2 separate regions of the Homo sapiens genome follow, and region 1 is linked to region 2. Evidence: chromatin loops called from intact Hi-C (ENCODE). Cell type or tissue: heart right ventricle. All regions are shown on one strand. Each heading gives the region's core, and the rest is flanking DNA. Links, peaks and the distances in the headings are about the cores only. Region 1 has its middle 12 kb from the start of KLF12. Region 2 overlaps LOC105370259 (a long non-coding RNA gene).

Region 1 (11,981 bases), core at 499-8,498, 150 kb after region 2:
TAACATGTTGCCAAATAATTAGATTATTTCTTATTCCTATTATTTTTGGTTGGTTACTTTCACCAGCACTTAAAGAGTGATCTTTATTCTTAATGTCATTACCGTAATGTCTTCAAATCACATTGCAGATAGGTTACTTCTGTCAAGTCTGTTCCCTGATTTGTATATTTATAAGCTTCAATCATTTCCTAGCCAGAATATCTTAATTTCTTTTGACTTCTTCCTGGGTTTGGAGAATCTTCTTATTTATTTATTTATTTATTTATTGAGATGGGGTCTCACTCCATCACCCAGGCTGGAGTGCAGTGGTGCGATCTCAGCTCACTGCAACCTCTGCCTCCCAGGCTCAAGCAATTCTCCTGCCTCAGCCTCCAGAGTTACTGGAACTACAGGTGTGCACCACCACACCCAGCTAATTTTTGTGTTTTTTTTGTAGACACAGGTTTTCGCATTGTTGCCCAGGCTGGTCTCAAACTCCTGGGGTCAAGCAATCCGCCCACCTCGGGCTCCCTAAGTGCTCGGATCACAGGTGTGAGCTACCGTGCCCGGCCTGGAGATTCTTCTTAATTTGAGGCTTGTACAGCTTTTATCCACTGACAAAATGCTTAATCATATTTTGTTTTAATCTAGTTGTAATTATAGTTTTAAATAAAAATGTAATACAAAAATATTCCCCAAATGACATTTCTTCATCCTATCTCAAGACCTAGCATTCAAAACTATTACTCTTCAGTCCTCGTTTAGTGCTCTAAGGCAAATTCTCTATCCACACTTGCAATTACCTAAATAAGTTAACAGTCATTCAACCAACCGCTAAAAAACTTATTGCCTATGTTAAGTCCTAAAATTAATAATCAGGGACAGAGCACCACTATTTTATTACATTATAAGTAGTTACTAATAAGAGTTTTATCTTTTTAATTCATGGAATCAAAGTCATTGAAAATACAGTAGTTTCAGATACCCAAGCTCAACTGCAGTCTGAAAATATTTAAATGGAAAATTCCAGAAATAAACCCAAAGTTAGTTCTGGGTACTGTGATAAAATCTTGCACCTTCTGGCCTGTCCACCCCAGGACATGAGTCTTTCCTTTATCTAGTGTATCCACACTGTTTGTGCTCCTCTGCCCCCCTTGTGTCCCTTAAAAGTAGCCATCTTGGTGATCAGGTTGATGGTCATGCTGTCACAGTACTTGTGTTCAAGTCACCCTTATTTTACTTACTAATGGCCCCAAAGCACAGGAATACTGACGCTGGGAATTCAGATATGCCATCAAGTGTTTCCTTTAAGTGAAAGGTAAAAGTTATCAATAAAAAGGAAAGAAAAATAGTTTGTTGATGTTGCTAAGATCTATAGTAAGAATGAAGCTTCTATCCATGAAATTGTGAAGAAGGAAAATAAATTCATGCTAGTTTTCCTGTTGAACCTCAAACTGCAAAATTACAGCCACAGGTCATGAATAGTTGAGATGGAAAAGACATCACATTTGTGAATGAAAGGCATGAACGAAATGTGTTCCAGTTGATGGCAGTTAGGTTCGCCACTGTCCACAATTTAGGGACCCACTGGGGGTCTTGGAACATTTTCCCCTCAGATAAGGGAGACTACTGTACTAATGCTCCATTGATGAGTAAATAATGACAGTTGGGTGGGAAGAATTGCTTCAACATGTATTAGAGAGATATTCACTAATTCATTCAGCAATAATTCAGTAGATATATATTGAGCATCAACTGTATTTCTATATTATACTAGGCAACGTGAATACATCAGTGAAATAGAAAAAAAAATCAGTCCTTACTGAAATTACAATCCAGCAGAGGGAGAGAGAAAATAAAAAGCAAGCAAACTATGTTTATTGCTCATGTTAATGTACAGAGAGAAAGTAGAGAAGGGACATGGATGAGGTAAGAAAGAGATTGCTATTTTTGAAAAGGTTGTCTGGGAAGCCCTCACTGACTGGGTGAGCAGAAACCAGAAGGTGAGGAAATGCAACCAGCACATATCTAGGGGCAGAGTCCCCGAGGCAGATGGAATAGCAAGTGCACAGCTGGACGGGATGATCTGGTGTGTTCAGAACAACAAGGAGGCCAGAGGGGGTGAAAAATAATGAGAGAGAAACCTGGGAGATGGGATTGGAGAGGTCACAGGTAGCCATGCCATGACTACCTTAGAAGTCTTACAAGGACTTTGCCCATTACAAGTGAGAGGGGACATTGTGAGGGTGTTGAGCAGAGAGGTTGTAAGATCTAACCTATGTTGTAAGAGGTCCCTCTGGATAGTACCCTGAGAAGAGTCCATAAGGAGGAAAGATGGAAGCACGGAGTCCATTTGTGAGGTGTCCGCAATAATCTAGGTGAAAGGTGAAGGGTAGTAACAATGGAAGTGGTCATGGAATATCAGATTCTGGATATAATTTGAAGGTAAGAAGTCAATAGGGCTTGCTGACATACGTGAGCTATGAGAGAATGAATCAAAGATAATACTAAGCTTTTTAAGCTAACAGTGGATGAAAAGAAGGAATTTTTATTTATTGAGATGAAGAAGATTACAAGGAATAGATTTAGGGTCAGAATAGAGTCAGGTAAAATCTGGAGTTCAGTTTTAGAAAAGGTAATTTTAGGTGCCCATTATACACATGAGTATAGCTATAGAATAGGCAGTAGAATATATAAATCTACAGTTAAGTGCAACTTTAAGATGCACATTTGAGAGTTGTCAGCATATAGATGACCTCTAAGTCTATCAAGACTGATTGAGATCACTAAGGGAGTGGGCTGAGATTGTTAAGACATCCAACAACAAGCCAGGCAAGGTGGCTTGTGCCCGTAATCCCACTACTTTGGGAGGCCGAGACTGGCAGACCAGCTGAGGTCAGGGGTTCAAGACAAGCCTGGCCAACATACTGAAATCCCGTCTCTACTAAAAATACAAAAATTAGCTGGGCCTGGTGGCAGGTGCCTGTAATTCCAGCTACTAGAGAGGCTGAGGCAGGAGAATTGCCTGAACCCGGGAGGCGGAGGCTGCAGTGAGCCGAGGTCATGCCCCTGCACTCCAGCCTGGGTGACAGAGTGAGACTCCATTTCAAAACAAAAACAAAAGAGATCCAAGAATAAACATGAACACTCCAACACTGACAAGATCAGAGCATCAAAACAAAACAAAACAAAACAAAAAAACTGGAGAATGTGGGTTCTCTGGAAGGCAAGAGAAGGAAAATGTTTCAAGGAGGACAAGGTGCTAAACTATCTCTTTAACTATCAGGGTTGTGTTAAACTCCACCTTCTTGAGCTATCAATCAGTGCCAGGTGCTGCTTATAGGTCAAGATGATGAAGTTTAGTGTTTACCACTAGTTTAAACACTAGAGTTAATTGTTGTTGACCTTAGCCAATGCAGATTTAGTAAGCAGAGTGCGGGGTGGGGTGGGGGGGGAGTGAAAGTCTTACTGAATTTGTTTCCAGAGAAGATGGGAGGAGAGAAATTGAGTACAGAAAAAAAAAAAAAAAAAAAAAAAGAGCAGTTTTGGCAGACTTTCATTGTGACAAAGAACAGAGAAATGGGATGGGAGCTGGAGGAAACTGTGAGGTCAGGAGAATGGTTTTTAAATTTATTTTCTAAGACTGGATAAATTATAGCATGTTGTATGCTGAAGGGAGGAATTCAGTGGAGAAGGAAAAACTAGTGATGCAAAAGTGAGAGAACAGGCCGGGGGTGGTGGCTCACACCTGTAATCTCAGCACCTTGGGAGGCCGAGGCGGGTGGATCATCAGGTTAGGAGTTCGAGACCAGCCTGGCCAACACAGTGAAACCCCGTCCCTACTAAAAATACAAAAAATAAATTAGCTGGGTGTGGTGGTACATGCCTGTAATCCCAGCTACTTGGGAGGTTGAGACATGAGAATCGTTTGAACCTGAGAGGCCGAGGTTGCAGTGAGCCAAGATCATCCCACAGCACTCCAGCCTGGGCGACAGAGTGAGACTCTGTCTCAAAAAAAAAGAAAAAAAAGAAGTGAGAAAACAATTATTGGAGCAATATACATAAATGGGTGAGAAGATAAAGAAGCTCAAAATGGAGGAGTTGGCTTTAGATAGGACCAGTGATGGTTTACCCATGGTAGGAGGAGGAAAGGCAGAGCTATCAGAAGATGGGTAGCTGAGCTGTGAAAGTATGTGTGCAAAATCACTCCTAGGGGCTTCTGTTTTCTTAGGGAAAAAAGAAGCAAGCATAGGAGACAAGGCATTGGAAGCTTGAGGTCAGACTGGAGGTATAAAACAGTCAATTGACTAGGGAATGTTGCAGGAGTTCTGGGCGGTACGTAAGTCCCAAAGGAGCATTTCGAAACTCATGTTCCTTGGAAAATATTCCCAGAGTGTTAGAAAGTGAGTTTGAAAAAACTCAGTGACTACATATTTTGGGAAACCACTGTACACTATGTGGCCCAGTCTCCCAGATTCACAATGCCAATTAACAAATTAACAGCCACTGCAGCACCCTCTTTGGAGGGTTGAAGAAAGATGTTTAACATCGTGTAACCAAAATTTTTCCAAATATTTGAGAGCACAGAACTCTTTGTGTAGGAGCACCTATTAGCATTCTACAGAACAGTGTTCCCCAAACTCCAATTTGGAAAATGACTTCTCCAACCAGGAAGGGGTGCACTTGTTCCCCAAGGGAGGCTCTTGCAGTCAGTACTAGTCCATCCACAAGGAACAATGTCTGAACTATGTGAAAAATGCAAAACTTCAGAGTCTCTAGATAAAGAACTGGGGAAAAGCTCACTCATCTTTTCCTGAAGCTCCTTAGCCATGAACCACAGTGAGGGTATAAAAAGCCTTCAATGGCAATTCAGTCTAATGAGAAGAACAATGTGCTGGGATCCATGAATCCAAACCTGACATGCACGGGCTACACAATCTTGGCAAGTCTTCAACACTTAAGTGTCTAAAGGTTCACTAATAAGTTATCTCCACCAGTATCGGGTATAGGATACACAGTGATTAAGAGGACTTGTGTGAAGTCAGTCAACGTAGGTGCAAATCTCAGCTCCATCTCTTACCAGCTGTGTTATCTTGGAAACAAGTTAACTTCCATTGGACTTAGTTTTCTCTTTTCTAAAATGGAAACGATTTCACCTACCCCATTGGCTATCATGAGGGTTAAATGAGAAAATACACATCAAACACTTAGCACATTAATTTTTATACATATATTGTAACAAGAAAATGCAACAACTGATAGAAAATAGTTTTCTAAATTAAAAACTCTATGAAATTGTAAAGCAGCATTAGTTTTTTACTAATAGTGTAGCAAAGGAAACTAAATTAAGACTGTTTTTTAAAAGAAAACATATTAGACAGATAGATTTGGTTCTAAACCATTGCTCCTTATCCTTTTAAAAACCAATATCCCTAATCTGTTTTTCTCCCCAGTGTTTCGGCAACAGTCTACGTAGAGTTTTTTCAAGCTTTGTACTGTCTTACTGCAGAAAGAAACAGCTTTTCTGTTGGGGATAATAATAGTAATAAAATCATATTGTTTTAGATCTGTGGTCCAGCATGTTCTTTACAAGCAGGTATTGCTCCTGATGGAAAAATAAAGGTTATTGAAGGGTTAACTGACTTAGTGAAGGTCAACAACATGGAACAATCATTCTGCTCATAGAGCGGCAGGAAAGTCTGTATTCCTGACATATTTATAACTCTATGGCTAAGATGTTTGCTTAATGTTCTTTTTTATTTAAAGGTCTCTGACCATTTAAACCTTTTGCCTTTTAACTTAGATGTGCTTTGCTGGCTATTAATGCCTTTTAAGTACTTTCTGTATGCTCACATTAAGATCTGGACCTACCAATTTTCAAAGAGTTCTGCTTTGACAAAATTCCAAGGTAATTATAGCAATTGTTTTTTAAAAACATGTTCAAGTTAAAAATAAAACCTTCTTTTAGATTTGAAATTTCAAAGAATTAAATTTCCTTGCTTGTTGTAAGAAGATAATTCTTAGACTCTGTGATACTAAGAATAAGAAATACACTACATTTTGCATATAGGTTTAAAATGTATTTGAGGATGTCTGCTATTAACCTTGGAACATGATCCAAGACCAGGCTCAGAGATAGGAGCTAAAAATCTGAAGCCTAGGTTTTATTGCCAAACCTACAGAGAATTACATGTCTCCTTTCTAACTTTGATGTTTCTAGATAAAAAGGCAAAATATTTATTTGCTGCTTGATTACATGTTACTAAATAAAAGTGATATTTGTAAGTACTGCTGGGGTTAAATTATATAAATATTTTTATTAGCACATGATTGTAAGAGATAGGGATCCCAAAAGTAGATGTGCATGAACAGACACAAGTCAATACACATGCACAAAAAGAGATAGAGTTACGCATGGTGTGTGTCTAGATTTTCACAGCAGACACAGCCATATGTTTCTTATCTCAGCGGCTGCCCAGTGAACTCATGCATGTGGATAACAGTTCTAGCAGGCAAGAAGCCATATAAACAATGAGGATAACTCATAATGAAACAAAGAGGCATGCTAATAGCAAATTGTATCATGACAACAAACCCTACTCAACCAAACTTTTTTAATGAGTAATTTTGATAAATGAATACATCATATATTAACATAATAATCCCATTGAAAAAATAATCACAAGTTTGATAGTGATGGACTGCATAGCACTTTGTTCCATAAGATACGACGGTCACATCTGCTCCCTGACTTTTGTCTAGTTACCTTCATTATAATCTTTATGTGGTCAGCAGGACAGTACCAAGAAAATGTTGCCTGTTAGACAGCAGTTAAATTCCATGAACTGTTTTATTTTTTTCATTGCAATAGTGAAAAAAACTGCTTCTAGATTCAAAGGAATAAAGAATGGGACTTAAATTCTGTTTCTCTTTATGTAATAAATACGATGTACACTTTCTGCTTAGTTTGGGGTGGGGTGGGTAGTGTAATAAAGCTATAGAATTTTATTCATATGGGAAAATTTGTATATGTTAAAAGTAAGCCTTACATTTCACCTGATGTTTTCTTTTGAGAAAATACAGTTGCCCTGTTTAATTCAATGAGAAAAATATTTAATAATTGATGAGGATTTGTTGAGTTGAAAATTGTAAACAAGACGATATTTCAATATAACAGCTCTAAAATAACTAAACAGACATTCTCCGTTGTATTTATTTGCCCTTTCTATAGCACCTATCATCTTAATACTTAGACATAAAAGTACCAGGCATGATGTGAGGATGAAAATATTATGATCCCACCGAATTTTTTTATCTCAGTGAGTTAAAATACAATGTTCAGCCATACATATATTTTCCCTTGTTACTGTGCTTAGTTCTTGAGACTAAAAAATGCCGTGTAGACTACAAATACATAGTGATTGATGTGAAAGAAATACAAAAATGTGGCACTGCACTTTAATTTTAAAATGACTCAGCAGTTTAAATACAAATACGCAGTTATATAGTAGTGGTAGTTAATGGCCATGCTTTGTGTCTTAGTTTCATTCTCATTTTTGAAGAAACTTGTTTTTGTCATAATCTTTGATAACTAGTGGAAGTCCTGAGACCCACAGTAATCTGTTGGGTCTGTCAAGTGAAATATGAAAATGGTTTCCATAATAACAATTATTGATGCACTGTGCAAAATCCTTGTAATTGTAGTTTTGAAGACAAAGTGATTTGAAAGCATCAGATGCCTCACGTTCCTCATTGTATGCAATGGGAATTCACACTCATTTACAAATATTTGTTGAGTGCCTACTACATGCTAGGCAGTTTTCTACACAATGGGCTGTAGCAGCCAACAGGATGGAAAAATTATCTGGCCTTGTGGAACTCCTACTTTAGTGGAAGTGGGCTGCAGACACAGACAGACTGTATGTAACAACAACAATGTAGTATACAGATACTTCTCAACTCACAATGGGATTATGGTCTCAGTAAACCAACTGTAAATTGAAAATACTGTATGTAAAACATGCACCTACCCTACCTTAAACTTGCTCAGAACACTTAACATTAGCCTACAGTTGGCAAAAATCATCTAACACAAAGCCTGTTTTAAAATACAGTGTTGAATATCTCATGTAGTTTATTGAATGTGAAAAACAGAATGGTTGTATGGGCACTCAAGGTATGGCTTCTACTGAATGCATATCCCTTTCACAGCTTCTTAAAGTAAAAAAATTGTAGGTTGGAACATTGTAAATTGGGCATCATCTGTATTAGATGATGATAAGCACTACATAGAGAAAGATGAAAGGGAAGGAGAACCAGGAGTGCTTGTGAGTTTTGCAACTTGCAATAAATTAGCAAGGCTCACCTTGAGGATATGAAAGCAATAGTATAGCTTCATAGGATTCCACGAAGATTAAATTAATTATTATATGAAAAATGCTTCCAATGGTGTGTGGCACATAGTAAATGCTTAATAGCTGTTGGTTTAAAAAATAGGAGTGTCATTTAAGGAGATTTTAAGAAAAGTTTTCATTTGCTCTACAGTAACATTTCTTTATTTGCTATGGCCATTTTTATTTGGAATTGAGAATGAAATTGTATTTGAATTCTGTATAAAAAGATCAAAAAACTAATTTGTGAACTGGATAAAATGTAAAAACCAGGAAACCAAAGTCTTCATGCTTCATGGATAAATTATCCACAATTTGTCTCTGTCTTAATGGAGAGAGAGAGAGAGTAAGAAAGAGGGAGAAAGAGAGAAGAAAGAAGAAAGAAGAAGAAGAGGAAGGAGAAGAAGACGGAATAGGACGAGGAGGAGGAGCAAGAGGAGGAGGAGGAGAACAAGAAGAAGAGGAGGAGAAGGAGGAAAGAGAGGAAGGAAGGAAGGAAAGAAGGAGGGAAGGAGGGAAGGAAGGAGGGAGGGAGGGAAGGAAGGAAGGAAAGAAGGAAGGAAGGAAGGTCTTTATTAAGAATTGATTTTAAGTTTAAAGTTGTATTAGGACACAGAGATGATTCATTTTAACTTCATATGTATTCTAACTTGGAAGCTGCATCAGTTAAGAGAGATGCATACCAAATCTAGCTAAATACTCATCTTTACAAATTAAATTAACTGAGTACATACGTTTTATTGAACTAAAGTACAGAAACTGTATATATTCCTTTAGATTATTTTTCTTGACAAATAACTCTATTATTCTGGTAGGCAACTATATTTACAGGTATCATAGGGTACCCAGAATATCCTAGGCCTTTTGGAAGTTACTTTCATTCTTTCACCGAAAAGCTTTGAGGACTTGCTATGTGCTGAGTGCCAAGTTAGGACTGGTGATAACTGAGAAGTGGTCAGACACAATTCTTGTCAAGCCTTGTAGAGCTTACAGTCTTGTAAGGGAGGGTATGGAAGACCTCATTAGTTGTTCACATCCTTGTAAAGAAGGTGCCAACCCAGTTGTACTGGGAGGAAAACTGACCCCAACAAAAATTAAGCAACCTGTCAAAGGTCACAGAATCAAGTGGCAAAACCAGCAATCAGTTTGTCTTTCTGGCTCTCAGGCATCAGCTCATGTGCTGCTGCTTCACTCTCATTTGAATATGAAATGCAAACGCAGCTTATATTTTGGGAGACACAGATTTGCCTTTTTAATTGTGACTTGCTTATCCAACTTTTAAAAATTAATGTCCATTGCTCAAAGACACGTAAATTCATGGAGTGGAAGGATAAGCCATAAGCAGACTGTGTAACTCAGTGAAGCTAAATTGTGATTCACATTTTGCCTTAGGTAAATCACACATGGATTCATTTAAAATGGACTACATTATGGTTTGTGTACTTTAATAACATATTGACCACATTGTGCAGAAAATATAGTTAAGAAACATCAATCTATTTTGTAGTTTATGAGTTAATGTCCTTAAAATGATGGCCAATAACTTGTAAGCCAATGGTATATTTTTCTTTTTTTTTCTGTTTGCCAGCAAGAATTCAATAGAGAGCCTCACTAATAGAGTGGTTTGCAATTTAGGACTGATTAGGACTAAAACATTATGAAACATTACATAGTAAAAAGGCAACTGCCAGTTGGTTGTTCCAAATTCCATCCAAGAGACCCTTCTTCCTGTCTGCTTTCCTGTGTTTGGTCTCCAGGAACTCATGTGACCCATTTCCAGCCATTGAAATATAAGCAGAGATACAGTTGATGCTTCTGGAAAGCTTTCTAAATGGAACAGACTTGGTTTTGCTCTTAGCCTTTTTTTTCTTCCTACTATGGAGAGGGAGGGGCAGCTGTATTTAAGAAAGGGAGCAGGAAAATAAAATGAGATTGGGGCTTTGGTGTGCCAGGGAGCTGCACAGTCTTGAACTGTGGCTGCTTATTTTTCGATTTCTTGTTTCACTGCAAGGGATGGACAAAAATATGTATCTTTAACTGGCATTAGTTAGGTTTTTCCATTGTTTGTAGATGAAAGCTATGGAAATCAGTATCATAATCTCCCTCCCTCCCTTGTTTCCTCTTATTTTCATTTTATTTTATTTCCATGTTTCTGACCAGGTTTCATTTCTTTCTCCCTATTCTTCTCTATCAGCTATCTAATTCATTTTAGCTTCAACTATGGTAGAACTAATTACCTATTTGATGACTCTCAAATCTATCAAAACTAAAAATGAATCCTCCTGAATTAAGGAATGAAATATAAGATCGTTTCCCATTCTCTTTTCTTTGTACCCCTTCCTCAAAATAGCAAGTTGCTGAATTCTAAGAGTCTGAATTTGTAATGTCTTTCATAGCTGTTCCAACCTTCATTTCTTGATCTGCAGTCCAATTCTATACCCCTGAGCTATACTCCCTCTTCCAATCCTCGTTTCTTTTTTTTTTGTTTGAGACAGTCTCCCTCTGTCACCCAGGCTGGAGTGCGGTGGCACCATCTCGGCTCACTGCAAGCTCCTCCTCCCAGGTTCATGCCATTCTCCTGCCTCAGCACCCCCCACCCCCCGAGTAGCTGGGATTACAGGCGCCTGCCACCACGCCTGGCTAATTTTGTTTTGTATTTTTAGTAGAGATGGGGTTTCACCATGTTAGCCAGGATGGTCTCGATCTCCTGATCTCGTGATCTGCCCGCCTTGGCCTCCCAAAGTGCTGGGATTACAGGCATGAGCCACCGCACCCTGCTCCAACCTTCATTTCTTATCACAGCAATTTGATATCAGTTTCTCATGATTTCTTAGCGAGGCTATGCAACAGGAGTTGTATTCAGCCCATCCCATCCACCAATGTCCCATTTATATTCCTAGAGTTCAATCTTTATTCACCAAGGAATTAAAACTCAAGCCATTCTTGTTTACCAATTTAAGATGTTTTACTTCAAAGCACCACCCAATACTAGCAAGAACACAGGGAAAATGGCACTCTCAAATATGATAGTGTAATTGTAAACTGGTAAAATGCTTTTTTTCCCTTAGAGACAGGTTCTTAATTGCCTAAGCTGATCTTAGCTCACCAGGCAATCCTCCCACCTCAGCCTCCTGAGTATCTGGGATTACAGGCACATGCCACCACTTCCAGCTTATTTTTTTTTATTTTTGGTAGAGACAGAGTCTCTCTACATTTCTCAGGCTGGTTTCGAACTTATGGCCTCAAGCAATCCTGTCACTTCCGCTTCCCAAAGTATTGAGCCTGTAAGTGTGAGCCATTGCAGCTGGCCATAAACTGATAAAATACTTTTGAAAAATAATTTGACAGTAGGTTTCTATAACAGTAAAAATAAACTCATATTCTCTGTTTCAGTAACACAACTTAGAGGAAACTATCTAAAATAAAATTGTATTTTTTTTACAAGAAGAAGCTAAGATATTCACTATTATGTAAATACAATTGCAAAAATTTGGGAAAATTCTAATGTTACGTGCTATATAGTTATTTATCAGTTTTATCTAAGCTCATCTTAATATAATACCTAGGTTAATGTATTGTATATAGCATGAAATTAAAGTGGTATTTTGCAAA
Region 2 (17,066 bases), core at 1,551-9,550:
CCTCGTATGAAACATCTTGAGGGCAAGGGATAGATCTTATTTTACTCTGTAAATCCTAGCTACAAAACAGAGAGATTGTGACTGGTTTATCCCTTCCTTCCTCTCAGTGGAGAAAAAATAAGAAAGAGTTCTCTCTTCTTTTTCTCTCCCTTTCTCCTCATCACTATTAGAAATGTTCATAAATATCTCAAGACCATAATCTAGGCCCCTGAATCCTCAGTATTACTCTACACAGTAAAAAAAAAAAAAAAGGATGACTAGCTATTCTTGGAGACCAGAGGTCTAAGGAACAATAGTAGAAAGATATTCCTAACAATAGAAGAAAGGTAACAGGCTCAGCAGCCACTCCTTCTCTTGCAATAGGTAGATTAGCCTCCTCCAAGGCACGTGGCTGAGAACCCATGGCTGAGAAGGGTCTGAGAGGAATAAGAGAGTATTTACAGCCCAGCTGAGTAGCCCAGACATGCACTAGAAACATAGTTCTCAGTTCCCAGCCTAGAGGATTTTTTAGGGTATTTGTGTATGTATTTGCTTATCTTTTAGAGACTAGACAGTCAAGTTCTTAGGAGAGAGAAGACATGAGATACTTTAAAAAGCCACTAATTCAGTCACTTTTGTCATCATTCTGCTCCTCTGTACTCCTAAATTTGAGAGAGACAGAATCAGAGATAAAGAAAGTCACACAGAGAGTGAGCGAGAGAGAAATTAACATTCGATAGTAATGTGACACTGTTGTCATTTCTTGAATGATGAATCTAATTGTCCAAATGTTCTACTTTTATAACAAGAGCATTTTCCCTACATCAAATGCTTCCCCCTCAGGCAGGAGAGACTGGTGCAGCAGTGGTGCAGGATCTAGCCATTGTCCTATCACTTTCACTCAGTCACTTAAAGCTCCTCACACTCTCAAATTACACACATGGTTTTGGTTTGTAAATCACCATGGTAATAAGCACGACATAAATAACTCATAGAGTTCAAAAGAAAATAAAACTAACAATGACAATGAATAATTAGGAAGTAAGGACTTTGTGCACTAGTTCCAATTAAATTGCTCAAAATAAATAAACACACTTGTGCTTTCTCAAATCTGTGGGTGCTAGTCCTCTTTGCCTAGAGAGAATAAAGACAAAATAAATAATAGAAAAACAGATGTATTGATTCAAATATAGTTTTAAAAATAAGAAAGATGGTCTGAAGAGTAAGAAGGGAAATAGCCATTCACAGAGTGATACTCTGCACCCTCAAGAAAAACAAGCCAAACGAAAAACAAGGCTTTTGAAACAAATAGTTTTAAGACAATAATTTCCCAACAGGTTAGAGTTAAACACAAAACTAGGGACTAAAGTGGAGATAAATATGCATAAGAAATGGTTAACAATGTTTTGTCAGCTCAGCCATGACAACATGAATGTAGAAAAAGTCTTTCTTTCAATATTTTGGCCATAGCCTGATAAAGAACCAACAGGGGTTTTCACACAGCACCTTAAAAGCCTGTCTTATCCTTGGGGTTTCTGCAGCCAATGAAAGTTTGTCACGATGATGTAATGCTCCTGAGTTGTGTTTCAGCACCGACTATGTGGTCACCGGGTATCATGCCTGAGAGCTAGGTAAGTTTTTGGATCAAATCTTTCTTTCCAGCCTTTTCCCCTGCTTAAACTAATTTCAGCAGAGAGATCATTTGTTTCTGGTCTATTTTACTATCTCTGAACAATTTTTTAATGTGGGCTGGGTTATCAGAGAATTGTAGAGACAGCTGGTAAACAAAATGATGGGATCTTAGAGTCAATTTTCCTCTGTTATTAGTGTGAAGGCTTTTACTCCCCAGCAATTTATCATCACTTCAGAGGAAAAGAGCAGCAAATAGTGTTATGTTTTATTTGTTAAGGGAGCTCTAGTCATTTGACAAACAAGTTTTACTAGAGAGATATTTTCGGGGAGACGAAAAATATTTCTTTTTAAAGATTGACACTGAATTTTACTGATATCATTAAGTGACCCCCACTGAACTGTAAGCAGTGGAATAAGTTTCAATGTTTTTTATAAATAGAGAATATGTAATTCCTGCCCTCACAGATTTTAAACCTAAAAAAAAGAGAGAGTAAGACAGCACACTAATATTTTTTCCAATTTTTATTTAAGTTAAAAACAATTTTAAAAGGGAAAAAACAACTAAATATGTAGTGACCCTCTGTGGCCTGACAGTTATATGAAGTTAAATGAAGAAAAATTAGATATCAGTAAATAAGTCAGTTTCAGTACCTGGCTGTACAGATGTTTTCCTAAACAACTTTTTAAAATGTAGAGCATTTAAAAATTTTGGATTAGGTAACCAGCAAAAGCAACGGAAATATAGCACTTTACTTTTTCTCTATGGTATCCTCTGCAGATGTGGAGGTTTTAAAAAACTGTTATTGATATCAGTCAAGCTGTGGATTTCTAGCAACATGAAGTACAGAAAACAATTATCCAGATAATTCAAGATTTATGGGGGAAAATACCCTCAAAATTGTTACTGGGGAAAAGAGAATGAGTGGGGAGAAGGGAGGAGGTTAATTATGCATTACCAGCTACACTGATTGAACTACCCAGATGGTTACCATCTTTCACCTTAACTCTGACTGTATAGACACAGATTCTGAGAAAGCCATCTTAAATAAGCGTGTGGAAGAATTATCCTCGGCAATGCGGAATGACAGAAAATGTCTTGTAGAGTTTCTAATAAGAAAAATATTTTTTCTTGTCTTGTAGAACTTGATGTCTGATAGGTCCTAATGCATGTATTCTTTTATCAAAAACTTCACAACTCTCTAACTTGCAAGCTCCTTTTCTCTACCCTCAGCTGAGTTTACCAATTACACTTCACTTTCTCCTACATCTTCTTTCATTTTACCCTCCAATGAACTGGGCCGTCTCCCTACCATACTATCTAAGTAATAAACACGTACTTCACCCCTTACATGAAATTATCGTCCTTTCTTTGTTCCACAGTTAATTCATTTTTCTCTCAAATTAATAACTGCAATGCCAAATAGCTTATATTTTTTAAATTTTAAGTTAAAAATATATTAGCATAATATAAACATAACTCATTTTCCATTTTTACCCACAAATTTTCATGTCATTGCTTTGGTGCTGTAATTGATACTGACATGAGATTTAAGAGATAAAACTCCACATTTCAATAGCATCCTATGCTTTGCTTTCTACATCATAAGTTCTGAACAGGGAGGCAACATGGTTACAAGAAGGTCCGCAAAGTACTGCTCTAGAATTGAGTGAATGAGTGAGCAACGCTTCAGAGTGACTGATGAAGAGAAAAAAAATTTCCACAAAAAGAAAAACAGTATGGATAAGGTGGAGTACAGTGCAAACGATATGAAATTATCTGGTTTCTGATACAGAATTTTTGGATGTGGGCCCTTGGTCAAGGCTGAAAGCCTGTGCCTTTATCACAGAGCTGCAGCCAGTGTACTCACTAGGCTTGGGTTCCGAAAAATCACAGCATCCAGCTAGAGATGGAAAGGGATCAGCATGGAGTTATGCACCCTCATTAGCCTGCAGAGTGGGCCCTCGGAAAGGCCTAGGAGGAATCTGCTTGGGGTTCTGCTTGACCTAGGAAACCTCTTTGATTCTCACTCTGAGATGCAACTGTGCCGCACAAGACAGGATTTTTTAAAACAATGTTTTAAAGGGAACATATTGCTTAAGAAAAGTCCTTAGGGCATGATCTGAGCACTGACATGGACAAATAACGCACCCTTCTGATAAATCCTGATGACAGAGTGGGCCTCGGAAAAGACAATTCAAGGTAGAGCTCCAATTCCAGCATTTCTGAAACCAGGAGGATATATCTGAAAGAATACCTAGAGGATTTGTGCGTTGACAAAGTCTGGTAACGCAGAGAATAAGTTACTGGTTGGTGAAAATCTATTATAGTACTCTACTGTATACCACAAAAGAGGTGTTCAGTAAAAGTCATTCCGTTTTAAGGACAATCTCTTTTTAAATATTTCACTTTCCATTTCATCAAAAAAAGTATATTTTCATCAATAGCATCTTTTATAAACAGAAATGGTCTGAGCTCGTTTAGTTCTTTACCCTACCCATTTATATGATGGAGAGGAAGGCCCACTGGGGTCACTATTAGAAAGAAAGAATGACAGGTATACAAAGAAAACAGAAGTTAGCTATGCCCTCCAAGGTGAATACTGGGAATAGTGTACTCCCAAGATACATAGAAAATGTGGATGTGAAAGCATATGGGAATAGGAAAGACAGGAATTCAATAGTCACACTCGATTATAACTCCACAGTGAAGGTTCTTGGGGCAACTGCCATGTGCCAAGCATGAGATAAGATGCAGACGACACAAGAAGAAAAAGGCACCATTTCTATACTCAAAGAGCTTTCAGTTCTCCTTAAATCAAGTCTTGAAGAATAGGCTAGATATTGGTCAAGTGTAGGAAGAAAGTATGGTTAAAGGAAGAATGACCATACATCCACTTTGCCAAAGATGGTCCCAGTTTATGCCTCTTGTCCTGGTATAACAATCAATACCACTTGGCGTCATTTTCAAAAGTGTCCTGGCTTGGCCTTTACAAATAGGGAACGATTGAAAGGTTTAAAAATGAGTTTAAAAAAATGAGTTAAAGGAGGAAGACTGTTAATTCAGGCAAGAAAATTAGGAGGCCCTGACCCAAGGCATGGATCATGGTGACAGAGAAGAGCACACAGCACTCATTTCCCCTTTTCTTTTGGAAGCAGCACCCCCACCTCCTTTGGCAGAATTTCCCCTCTCCTTTTAGAAGGTGTCCCTGTGAATCAGAAGGCTGAGGGCTCCCTGCTTTCTCCAAGCCAAGCAGTCACATTGGACATGTGAGCAATGGGACACTCTCTCCTGGAATTTTGTCCCTTGAGCGGAATGATGAGAAAAGTGGGAGGGAAACTTGGCGATGATTCAGTCTAGCAGTGGGGACTGACAATCCCAACAAGCAGTTTCTCCAACGGAAAATGCCATAACACCACGGCCCCTGTCATCTCCAAGTCAGTTTCTTCAGTCTTCCTTTTATTCTGTAAGTTTCCTCATGGCCCTCCAATAAATATTCCTTTAGTTTAGTTTGGTTACAGCTGCTCACAACCAGAGAACCTACACTGATAACTGTAATTGCCAATATGCAGTATCTACATATGGAGGAGACAAACTAAGAACAAGTGAGGTGACATGCTAACCAACACTGTCTTTTTCACTCTGTATCTTATCCATTATTTTTGTAAGTGAAGTTCACACCATCATCTCCATCACTTTAATATAGTTTTTAAAATGCTGTTTCTGCTGCATTACTTATTTTCCAATCATCACATATGACTATATACATAGAAATGGGGTTTGCTTTGTGAAAAGATAATTGTTGGTATAGAACTTGGAGGTCCTGCTTCTGCCCCTGAAAGTTCAATAGCCTAGGATTTCTGTTTTCTTGCTTCTTACGATGGCCCCAGTGCTACCCAGGGGCTGCAAAAACCAAAGGCTAAGATTTCATTTAAACCCCAAACCAAAAACATCCTTCACAGATAGATCTTTTCCTGGAGGTTATTTGTCATTGAAATGAATGTCCCTGGGTGATCAGAAGTAAGTTTTTATTGTGGTATTATTCTCCTTTAAACCCTTCAAGGCATGGAGCTATGCCTCTGCAGTTGTAACACGGGAGAGGGTGCTGGGCGGTCATTTAACACGGGCAGCTCAGGTAGGGGGAACAAATGAAAATTGGGGCGGGCAAGAATACTGCGATTGGTTGGATTCCAATGCAGCGTACACTCTAACGCCCTGAAATATGGGATGCAGGAGTCTCCACAGATGCTCCCTGCTGCAGTTCTTGAAAGGCAGGAACAAATTTAAACTGGGTTTTGTGAAAACAAATGACATCATTCCTGCATACTCTGAAAAGCTGCAGCCCCAATGGAACATTTTCTCGTTTTCCCCTTTGCTCTTCTGTGTCTGACTGCAGGGCTTCAGGATTTTATGCTGCATGTTTAACTGGCTAGATCTTGCAGGGAATAACCTTTCATCACTTGCCTCTAAAAATAATAAAACTCACGAAGAAAATATAGAGGCCTGTAAAAGTTCATTTAAAATCACATTTAATCTCCATGTGGCTCTTATCTGAAGATATGACAGCACATGGGAAGAATTCTAGTGATTTGAAAGAAACAATAACAAAATGCTGTATTGGGGACTGTCATCATGGAAATTATGGCCCTGACTTATTTTGGGTGGACTTTATTGTACAGTGTTCAGTGCTGGTGATTAGGAGAACTAGGATTTCCATTTAGGGATTTTTCTGGGTTCACATTGTTAACTGCAAAAGTAATCAGGGATCTGGTACATTTAAGACAGTCAGCTAAGGGCCATATTGAAATACTGTTCTAGATGTACTGTTCCTCATTGCAGATGTCTACAAAAATAAAATAAAATAAAAGGTAGGTGAGTCAGAAAGTTTTTTAAAACAGCAAGTTAGCTGATTTTTAGAACATGGCTTAAGAAGCTAAGGCACTTAGAAATATAATAGTGAATCTTCAACATACCAAAACCTGATGGAAATTTTCTCATGAAGATAATATTTGCTTAATCATTGTCCTAAGCCAAAGGATGTCCCAGGAAGTTCTCTATTTGTCAATGTCAGTCTGTAAGAGCAACTGCTTGAATAAGTACTGTGAGAGTCCTCCAAGACTCAAAGCCTACCTTGTTTTCTCAATCTCATCCCAGGAACCCAGGCCTAACTGTTGACTTCCCTTAAATCAGCTTCCAGAGATAATTCTGAAAACTACTTATCTTTATTGCAAATGATTATTAAAATCTTTACAATTCAAATTTCCTCAATATTACTATCAGATGGCAAACAGAAAATTAATCTCAAACTGCAAGGATGAATTTTATATAAAAAGCTATACGCGATGACTTCTAGACTAAGCCCTGGGCATGACATCTTTTACTCCTCAAACTTGCAGTGATCTATTTAGGAAGCAGTGGCAAGGTGATGGTTGTCTCTCTCATTGAAATGAAACCAGCCCAGAGACAGATTTAAAGAGAAATGAAGAAACAAGTCCATCCACCCACCCCTACCACACCTTCTTTGAACATGAATTTTACAGCTTTGTCCTTGATTCTTGCTTCTATATAATCTCTTTGACCTTCAAACCTTAGAGGTCATCTTTAACAACCCCATTCTTGTTCATGTTATTATGAATTAAACAATGGCTACTGTGTAGAACCAAAGACAGAAATATGCCAGCAATCAAGAACAATCTCTAAAACAAATAGAGATAGATGTATGAGTCAGGAAGCCAATAGACTATTTGATTAAATAAACACTTTTTTTTATTATCAAGGATGATAGCATTTTTTATTGCCCTCTTGTTGAAATTCCCCTCTCATTCTAAAAGAAAATTTTAAAATATTTTTTCTGCGTAAGTTCCTCTATTCAATTATCTGAATTTTTTTAAAGATGCCCAATTAGCTCCTCTCATAGGATAAAAGGTGATTTCCCCTTTTTACAATGGTTTTTTTTTCCATTAGGGATACTCTTTACATACAGGGAGTCTGCTTTCTACGTCCCAGGCTGGGAAAAAGAGAAGTGAAAACTTTTCAGCATTTCTCTACTTCTTTCTGAACTTCCAGAAGCCTCTCCTCTTCCTCTTTCTTATTTTGTCTTTCTTTCTCCTTTCCTGAACTGCTGGCGCTGAAGAAACAGAGCTAGAGGCTTGGGGATGCAGTGGCTGCTTGGGCCCTCCATTGGCCCAAATAATACTTGAGCCTTAAAAAAGGAGAAGAAGAAATAGAAAATAGGAACACTACTTGAAAATTTTTTAGTTCTGCTTCCTCTGCTTTAAATTCACTCCCTGGCATGCCCATGCTGCAAGTTTTTCATCAAAACTCTCTATGGCAGTTCTTCAAAAAATATGTCTTATTAGCCCTTAACGCTAGGAAAGTTTATAAAAAGGGGGGAAAGTATTAAGAGATGTAAAGAAACCTGAATTCCATTTGCTTCTGTTGATCATTGCTGTGTAACCTAAGTCAGGTTGATATTATTTGAAAAACAGTGGAAAATCTACAATTAATGAAATCTGCCCCAAATTTGATAGAAAATATTGCCACAAAACTGACAAAATTGTGTATATCCACTCCAATTTATGAAGTAAGCAAATAAAAAATATTGTGAAAGCATATATAGGGTGAAAGGACAGAAAGTCACCAGCAAAGCCTGAGCCAGGTCACATTGCTCTTCCACTCAGAATTTCCCAGTGGCTTCCTGTCTCTCAGAGAATGTCCAGTGCTCTTGCAAAGGTCTGCATTTCTTTCTGTACTCTACTCCACCTTCCTGTCAGACCTCCACTTCTCCCCGCTCTTTCTCATTCACTCAATTCCAGACATACTAAACATGCTGCTATTTATTGAACCGCCCAAAACATGTGTCAGCCTCAGGGCCTTTGCATAAACCAATTCCCATACCTGGAACAGTGTTCCTGCAGATGGGCCTATGTGGGCACCCGCATTTCCTTCAGATCTTGAATTTCTGTCTGCCATGGTCCTACTTACCCATTGCATTGGTTTTTCTTTCCTTGTTGAGAATTCCGTTCTTTGAGGTTGCTCTAACTGTAATCTTTGGACAAATATAGTAGACTGAGGGCCCTCATGGAATTGAATTCTCACAACGCTGTTTGAGCACAGGAGTCCCTGGTTTCAATTAGTCATGTAAAATGTGTGCTTCAAAACAAGCCAACTTCTTCCCTTCCTTAAGAGTAATATATTAAGAAGCAGGAATATGCTAAATACAGAGCTAAATGTTAATCTATTTTTCCCATGTTTCCGTATTTTTAATGCTTCTTTATTCTTAGGCATAAAACTCTTTTTATAGTGCTCTAAATTTCTAAAGAATTTAAGACATTATACTTCTCCAGCCTCTATAACTTCAAAATCTACCACTTGCTGATAAAACCCTGCCATTTTAGCCTCTCTTCTTTTTTCCTACTCCTAACTCCCATATGGGTCTGAAATCTGTATATTAATATAAACACTACTGCTCAATAGAACTTTCTGCAACAATGGAGGCATTCTGTATCTGCCCTGTTCAATACAGAAACCGCTAGCCACATGTGGCTGTGGAGCATTTGAAACGCAGAACAACTTTTTAATTTCTAGAAGGGCATCTTTAATGAAGCTAAAGTTCACCTACCAAACATGGGAACAGCAGATGACACCTGCCCAATTTCACAGTCTACTTCTATATCCATCTGCAACCCCATGTTCCTTTCTTCTCCCTGACACACAATTTATTACTTACCCAATGTCTTTCAGGCAAATTCCTCTGAAAAGTATTTAAATGCCATAAAACTACTTTGACAGCCAACTCTCAGGCATCTGTAGTGACAGAGTATGTATGTTTATCAACAATATAATAAAACCAGGGCTTCACATTAACTTTGGGTTTAGAATCTCCTACATTGACTCTGCTACCAGAATAGCAGAATATATTTCATTTCATTTCTCTTGACCACACCGTACAGGCGATTGTAGACCTTGATTTCCAGTCGGAACGATTCAGAAGAGAAAGAGTCAATGAAATAGAGACATTCATAATGTGATTTCTGAAACATCACAAATGTTTGATTACATAAAATATAAATTCTCCCATTTTCCTCAATGAATTCTTATTACCTATGATAATTTGACATTACATAAAAATTAACAGTGTTCTTAGAAATACTGTGGAGAAAATACAAGATTTCAAGTTTGTCCAAAGGAATTCACTCAACATATGTTTAAGATGCTATACAGAATGTATTCGATTTTAAATTTTTCTTTCTTTATAATTATAGAAATCTCTGTATAACATGGGCCATACCAATGTTTTATTTATCTTTGCCTCTTTATTTCTAGGTAGGATTTTGTTTGTTACTCTCTTGACATTGTATCTGCACAAAGTTGCTACAGTGGTGCTACATCAGTGAGTAAGATATTAGCTCCCAGCTAGACAAAATCTATCAAAAGCCCAGGGGGCAAAATACAGCTGCCCACAGTTCCACAGTACCTATAGAGACACTTCAAGCTTGTGCTTCCTATTTTGCAGATTACTGTTTTTGAGATACTTCCTGAACAAAGCAAATTGAACAAACAGTAACTACTATTCCAGGAGAGTCAGAATACACAGTGACATATTAAAGGTTCGGAGAAGTCCAGTAGAAAAGAAATCTGCTGGAATTTTTTAAACCCAGTGTTTCTGTATATATTTGGCCTTAAAACACTATTTTCTCACCTGACATCTCTTAATAGGCCCTGCAACTAGTGCTCCAGGGAATACACTGAGAAATCCTGTCTAGGCATTAAGCTATTCCAGGGATCAATTTCCTGTTTCTGAATAGTCTGGCATATTCTAGCTCTCAATAGGTTCAATAAATACAGAAACCCTATAGGCCCAACTGAATGTCTATGTCTAAGTTTGAGAGGTTTCCAAGAGGTTGATAAGATGAATGAATGAATGAATGACTTTCACTTTGTATTCCAAGAGTCCCCCCCATGAGAACTTTTCTGGCAGTTTATAGTTGCTATGTTACCAAGAGGTTTCAAACATATTTGGGATCACAACTGCTCATCAAGCTACAAATTTGTCATTAATTGCAGATGCAATTAGCTATACAATTACTCTCCAGATCTGTAGGCTCTTGTAGACAAGAGTTCCCTACTAAAAATACCTGGACAGTCTGTTACAAATAGCAGTTCCCAGGACAGGATAACACACAGCAATTTGCATGATTTGCTTGGGGTTTAGCTTGATTTCTTTGAGACTAGAGGAATAAGCTCTCTTATGTGATTTGGTCAAGAAAATTATCTGTGTAAGGATCTCCTGTGCAAGTATTGTATGGTGAAAATGAAAAGTACCTTTGAAAGTCAAAAAGGTATCATTAAAATAGTTTTCTTTCAGGAATAAGATTGCTTCGTGACTTTTTCAAAACAAATAATGAGTGAAAATGAAAGGATTTATGAGGTGTCCAGATTTTAGAATTTTACAGTTCATTAGTTATGTTTTATCTACCTAATAACTATCTCCAACCACTCAAAGATGTGACTATTGCAGACAGTTCTCTTGCCTGCTCCACAAATTTTTCTCTAATAAAGACACTAACCCACACTTTTCATCTATGTTTAAGACGAAACCAGGCTATGGCAGTAGATTGGATGAGATAGTACCACATAGAAGATAAACCTTGGAGTCAGAAAACATAGGTTCAAATCCCCACTCTAACAGTTAAAATTATGTAACTATGCAAGGCTACTTAACTTTTCTGAATGTCAGTTTCTGAATCTGTGAAATAAGTATTATAGCACCTACAACAAAGAATAATCAAGGAATCGGGAAAGATTGTGGACACAAAGCATTTAAAACCAGCCCTGAAAATTAAAAAAAAAAAAAAGTGCTACAAAAATGGGGATTAGGTCAGGCACAGTGGTTTATGCCTGTAATCCCAGCACTTTGGGAGGCTGAGGTGGGTGGATCACCCGAGCTCAGGAGTTCCAGACCTAGACAAAATGATGAAACCCCATCTCTGCTAAAAAATATAAAAAAAAAAAATTTGGTTGGTCAGGGAGGCGCATGTCTATCATCCCTGCTACTCAGGACGCTGAGGTGGGAGGATCGTTTGAGCCTGGGAGGTGGAGGTTGCAGTGAACTGAGATCACGCCACTGTACTCCAGCCTGGGCGACATAGTGAGACCCTGTCTCAAAATAAATAAGTAAATAAATTTTAAAAAGAAAAGAAAATGGAGATCAGTACTCTAAACCACTATTTTTAGTCCAGGAAAGCTTTCAGAATTATTTTTCTCTATATATCATTTCTAGAATATAATATTTGAGCATCCATTTCTTTAAATTACATATATTGATTCTATTATTTTATTAAACAAATGCTTGAATCATTAAGGATCGAAAAATAAGGGAAAGTCCGTTCCACTGAGGGGTCACAATCACGTTGGGGCAACTGCCATGAGCACAAATCATAACAACACACCACAACAGCACATTACAGCAAGTATATTTTGAAAGAGGCATAATCACAGTGGTTTGGGAGGACAAAAAGGAGTGGCAAATTCTGCCCAAGTACAAAGGCTCAGGCTCCTTAGGGAAGAGAGCAAAACCAAGGGGATTTTCTGGGTTGGAGGAGAGAAGGAAGAGTATTTCCACAGATATATTGGGAAAGGAGATGTTCAGTGGGGCTGGAGAATGCGTTATGTGTGGTTTATAGGGAGTGGAGGCAGGACATGAAGAAAGAGGTTCAAAAGAAAGAGGTTAGAAAAGCAAAACTTGGTCAGGCTGGAAAGGAAAGGAAGAGGGAGGAGTAATTAAGCTATCGAACATCTGCTATGGCCATCATACACTAGATGCTTTTACCTACAGTCCTCCATCTAAATCATGACAACACTACCAGATAAGCAGTAGTATCTCCATTTTGCAGATAAGGAAAGTGTGCCTCTCTGAAGTTAAGCAAGTTGCCCAATGTTACATAAAAGGAAATTGAAGGAGTTTGTATTCCAGCCCAATTTTGTCAGGGGACAGAGCCTATGCCAACCTCTATTTTAAGCAAGGGGAGCCAGCAGGGGCCTTTAATCAGGAAAGGAGCTCATCAAAACAATTTTTGAAAGAAAAATAAGGAGATAAAATATGAGATGATGGATTGGAGGGAGGTGCAGCTGGGGCTTGGGAGATAAATCGGAGGTTATTACTGCTTTGCAGGGGAAAAATGAGGAAGGCCTCAGCTGAGGCAGCGCCTGTGGGGATGGAGAAGAGAGAAATATTTCTTAGACTCAAAATGGCTTGGTTACCAATTGGATGTGAATATACCTCAGAACAAAATCTCTTAACACAGTTACAAGAGAATGCATGTGGAAGAGGCCAGGCACAGTGGTTCACGCCTGTAATCTCATCACTTTGGGAGGCCGAGGCGGGTGGATCACAAGGTCAGCAGATCAAGACCATGGTGGTCAACATGGTGAAACCCCATCTCTATTAAAAATACAAAAATTAGCCAGGCATGGTGGCGCGTGCCTGTAATCCCAGCTACTCAGGAGACTGAGACAGGAGTATCACTTGAACCCAGGGGGCAGAGGTTGCAGTGAGCCGAGATCGCACCACCGCACTCCAGCCTGGCCTAAAAAAAAATAGTAAATGACCTCCTTAAAAATTCTCTTATTAATTTGGGGGATTAGAAAACCAAACATGTGACATTATGTCATCTAAACCAGTGCTTCACTTAATGGGTCCGATGTACATGATTTGGATGATGGGTGCCTAAAAGCCCTGACTTCCCTACTACACAATCGGTGCATGTAACAAAATTGCCTTGTACCCAATAAAGTCATACAAATAAAAATAAAAATAAACTCCTGCTACTTACTCAAAGTGTGGTTCACAGACCAGCACATGGCTTCACCTAGAAGTTTTTGGCAATGCCAAATCTCATGCCCTACTCCCGGCATTCTGGAAAAATATGTATTATTTTAATAAGGTCCCTTTGACGGCTTAGTGATTGTAGATACTTTAAAGTTTAAGAAGCACTAATCTAAGACAACTAACATTGAGGGTAGTGGAGGAGTAAGAGGTGAGAGGAGATAGCCAATTTTCTTTAAAAATGGGCTGTACATTCAGAATTTCAATCATGACTCTATACACTTTTAAGAGCATTCTGGTGGTTAGCACTAATTTTATTTCATATTACGTTTACCATGTTCAGAAGTTTCTAGAAAAAGAAGCAGCCACAGGTGCTGACATGGCCAATATACAAAAGGCAGATGCTCCTTCAAATGCAGTGTTTTATAAAAGACTGCCAAAATCCAAGCTATAACTGGATGATTAGGTGGCATTTGAACTGCTCGTTTGGAATGTCAGCAGGGATAATGCTTACGTAAGCTGGATGCCATCTTATATAGTCCTTCAGTTACTGGGAAATAGAAATCCAGAAGAGAATCTATTTTATCATTATGATGGACTGAGAAAGAGAACAGAAAGATCTTAAAATATTCTGTGACACTTCCGTCAGTTCATTTCATACATATGCATATTAATATGTGTGTAGGTGTGTGTAATGTTGAGAATGTCTGGGATTCTTGAATTTACTATTATATCCTGCATTTACTAATCTGATCTCCAATTCTCATTTTTTCAGTCCCTCGATTGTACCCAAAAATTCGTGAGGATCACAGCCAATATGAACAGGTTTTGAGGGAGTTTGAAGGGGGAAAAAATAGTAGACCTCAGAAAGGGTACACCAGCTAAAAATCTTCACCCAGGATTTTCCCTGGAATCTCTTCTGGCCCAGCTTCCCACACCTCATCTACCCTAAAGAGCACTGGCACCCTTTGGGTAAAGAATACTAAAACTGTGTATTCTCATTGTCTTAACATCTCATTCGTATAATGTGATGGGTAAATTGAAATATTTCTGCTTGGCTCAATAAGAAAAGCTCATATACATTCTCAGCTTTGGTATGAGGCAGGGGTGTTCAGAGCCCCTTTCTGGCCATTGCACCTATGTGCCTGTTGTACCCCTGTCCTAAAGAACTTAAGAGTTCCTATTGCTGTCTTCATCAATGCTCATTAACAATGATTTTTAGGAATCTGCTATGTCCAAGCACTTTTCTAGGCTCTGGGCTCAGAAGCAAACAAAGATGCTACTCATGTGGACCTGACATGCTCAAGAGAGCAAAACAGATAATAAACAAATTAAAAATACAACATAAAATCATGTCTAGTGGCAATGGAAAAGCATAACATGGTGTTATGGGAAAGAGAGTCATAGGGAAGCCATTTCAGCCAGGGTGTTAAGTCAGATTTCTCTTGTTAATATTTGAACTGAGACCTGAAGAAAGTGACGAAGGTACACTTGGGAGGGGAAGCATTCCAGGCAAGGGGAGCTGCAAAGTAAAGTCCTCCAGCCAAAACATACTAGGCTTATTTGGGAAGTTGCAAGAAGGTTAGTATGGCCTGGATAGAGTATAGGAGAAAAGGAGTGACAAGAAATGATCAGTAAGGAGACAGGTCATGTAGATTCTGGAAGGACCTTATGGACATAACAAAGTTAAAACCACAAACATACAAAAAAAAAAAAAGAAAAAGAAACCCTTTCATTTACTGAGATAGGCACTATGCTAATAAAACATATATACTTTATTCAGTCTCATTCTCACAATCTTCCCACCCCATACCTGGGTATCATCATTATCCTTCAAGAGAACTGAAGTTTAGATAGATTAATTATAATGATCAAGGTTGCAAAGCTACTAATGGTTGGAGTTGGGATTTGAACTCAGGTCTGTCTGACACCAAAGGCCCTTGTACTCAACACCATGCTGTTACTAGAGAGAGAGCTCTTGAATCAAAATTCACATGCACTTTGTTGGTAGAAATACCAGGAAGTTCAAGTACAGTGGATACAGCTCTAGGTCCTTCTAACTTTAATAGAATGGTAGTCTATTCTCTACTTTTTACTGCAATTAAACTTAACTTTGGTCTCATTTCCCATGCTCTTAACACAGTGAGCATCTCGTTGAATGTCCAATGTCTACAATAATATTGTAAAGCATTTATTTAAACTATAAAATAATCAAATTTTACAACATCTAGCTAACCTGTGATCAGACTCTGCAAACAATAAGTTCTGATACACAGCTGAGAAGACATTTTGATTTCAAAAATAGTTGATATTAGCTACTGAATTTGAGGTATGGGTGCCCAAAATATCTGGTGCTTTCTACCTCTTCCTAATTTACATCATCTTTGCTGATTTGTGTGCCTGCTTTTCCAGATTTCTCTCACTAAGGTGTAGATACATATATGTATATCCAGTCAGGGAGGTCTATTCCATATATAGTCATCCTTTCTCATCTCATTCTCCTACACATGAACACTTTCTAGTCTTTTTCTGCCGGTTAAAATCCAGTTGCTCCTTTAATGCCCTGCCCTTCTCACTGGAGCATTTAATATACAGCCCTGCCTGTGGACTGGATTAACCTTCGCCATATATGTTCTGCTTCGCCAACTGACAATGAACAGACTGACCTTGTTGTCTATATCTCTGAGGATGTGACTTTGCCCAGAGAGCCATGCTTGGGGCCTCACTTGCCACCACAGATGATGAGACTTTTGAGCCTCAGCTTAAGATCACTACCAACACTTCTTCCTGGCCTCCCAATCACACTTGCATCTCATGCTGACCAGAACATTTATTTGAATGTTTCAGTTAGTTGAATAATTCCTAACTCATGCACAACTGATTTATCTAACTGTCAGCTTCATTATAAGGTAGTGTAGTTTTCAAACCTATTTATAGGCATTTCCTCAGAAAAGCCCAGGAATCTGAGTGACCTGAAGCACACATTTAATGGCACAAAACCCTAACTGATTTAAAAATAAAACCCACTTAGGACAAAAATAAACCAGGTAGGTTTTCCCTCCTCCAATGCCCTGTATCCTACAAACTGGTAAATTTTAGATCTAGTTCTTTTTAAGAAAGCTCTGCTCACTGGGGCAAAAAATTGTTGTTGTAGAATAAGTGGAATAAGTTTGTTTTCAGTTAGGCCAGTGGGACAATATTCAGCTAAGCATACTCTTTCTAGAAACACTTCAGTGAAAGTTCTGTCCAACTGTTTGTTTGTTCATTTATTTTAACAAAAAACAGACTTTTCCTATGTTGCGTTTGCTGTGCAAACGGAGCTAGCATCCAATGGCATGTAAATCAGGTATAAATTATAAAGGTTTTTATATTTGTCTTCAGGACAACAACGTTTAAAATACTCTGCCTTCTCCAACAGTTTGTTGAAGTGCAGAAGCTGAAAAAATTCTGGGCTTGTAAAGAAACTGCAATGCCTAAAACTCTCCAGAAGTACTCAGAATGACAGGGCTCTTAACCAATAATACGTGAGATTCACGGAACACATTGTCACTACTCAGCAAATAATAAGAGGCAGGTATAAGTATGACATCATTGAAATACAGTCTCATTGGCGGTTCCTCTGTGTGCTGG

What was found. Hi-C counts contacts between places; a loop is a spot of excess contacts. Peaks named below come from ENCODE experiments on the same cell type or tissue, not always from the same donor. Only the 100,000 strongest peaks of a DNase experiment are listed, where the experiment ranks them.
Region 1: it touches region 2 in a loop (4-fold over the local background); 5 of 110 quality-filtered maps call a loop at or near these places.

Annotation. Positions count from the first base shown.
Region 1 is chr13:74,139,939-74,151,919 of GRCh38, reverse strand. It overlaps a transcript of KLF12 not described here. Among named protein-coding and RNA genes, the nearest start is that of KLF12, 12 kb to the right of the region's middle. In heart right ventricle, for the core only: no CTCF peak of the experiment used is centred there; no DNase peak of the experiment used is centred there.
Region 2 is chr13:74,290,540-74,307,605 of GRCh38, reverse strand. All of the region lies in intron 1 of LOC105370259 (a long non-coding RNA gene), which reads right to left. It also overlaps a transcript of KLF12 not described here. Among named protein-coding and RNA genes, the nearest start is that of LINC00402, 68 kb to the right of the region's middle. RefSeq lists an enhancer at 5,350-5,851. In heart right ventricle, for the core only: no CTCF peak of the experiment used is centred there; no DNase peak of the experiment used is centred there; H3K4me3 peaks cover 527 bases; H3K27ac peaks cover 991 bases.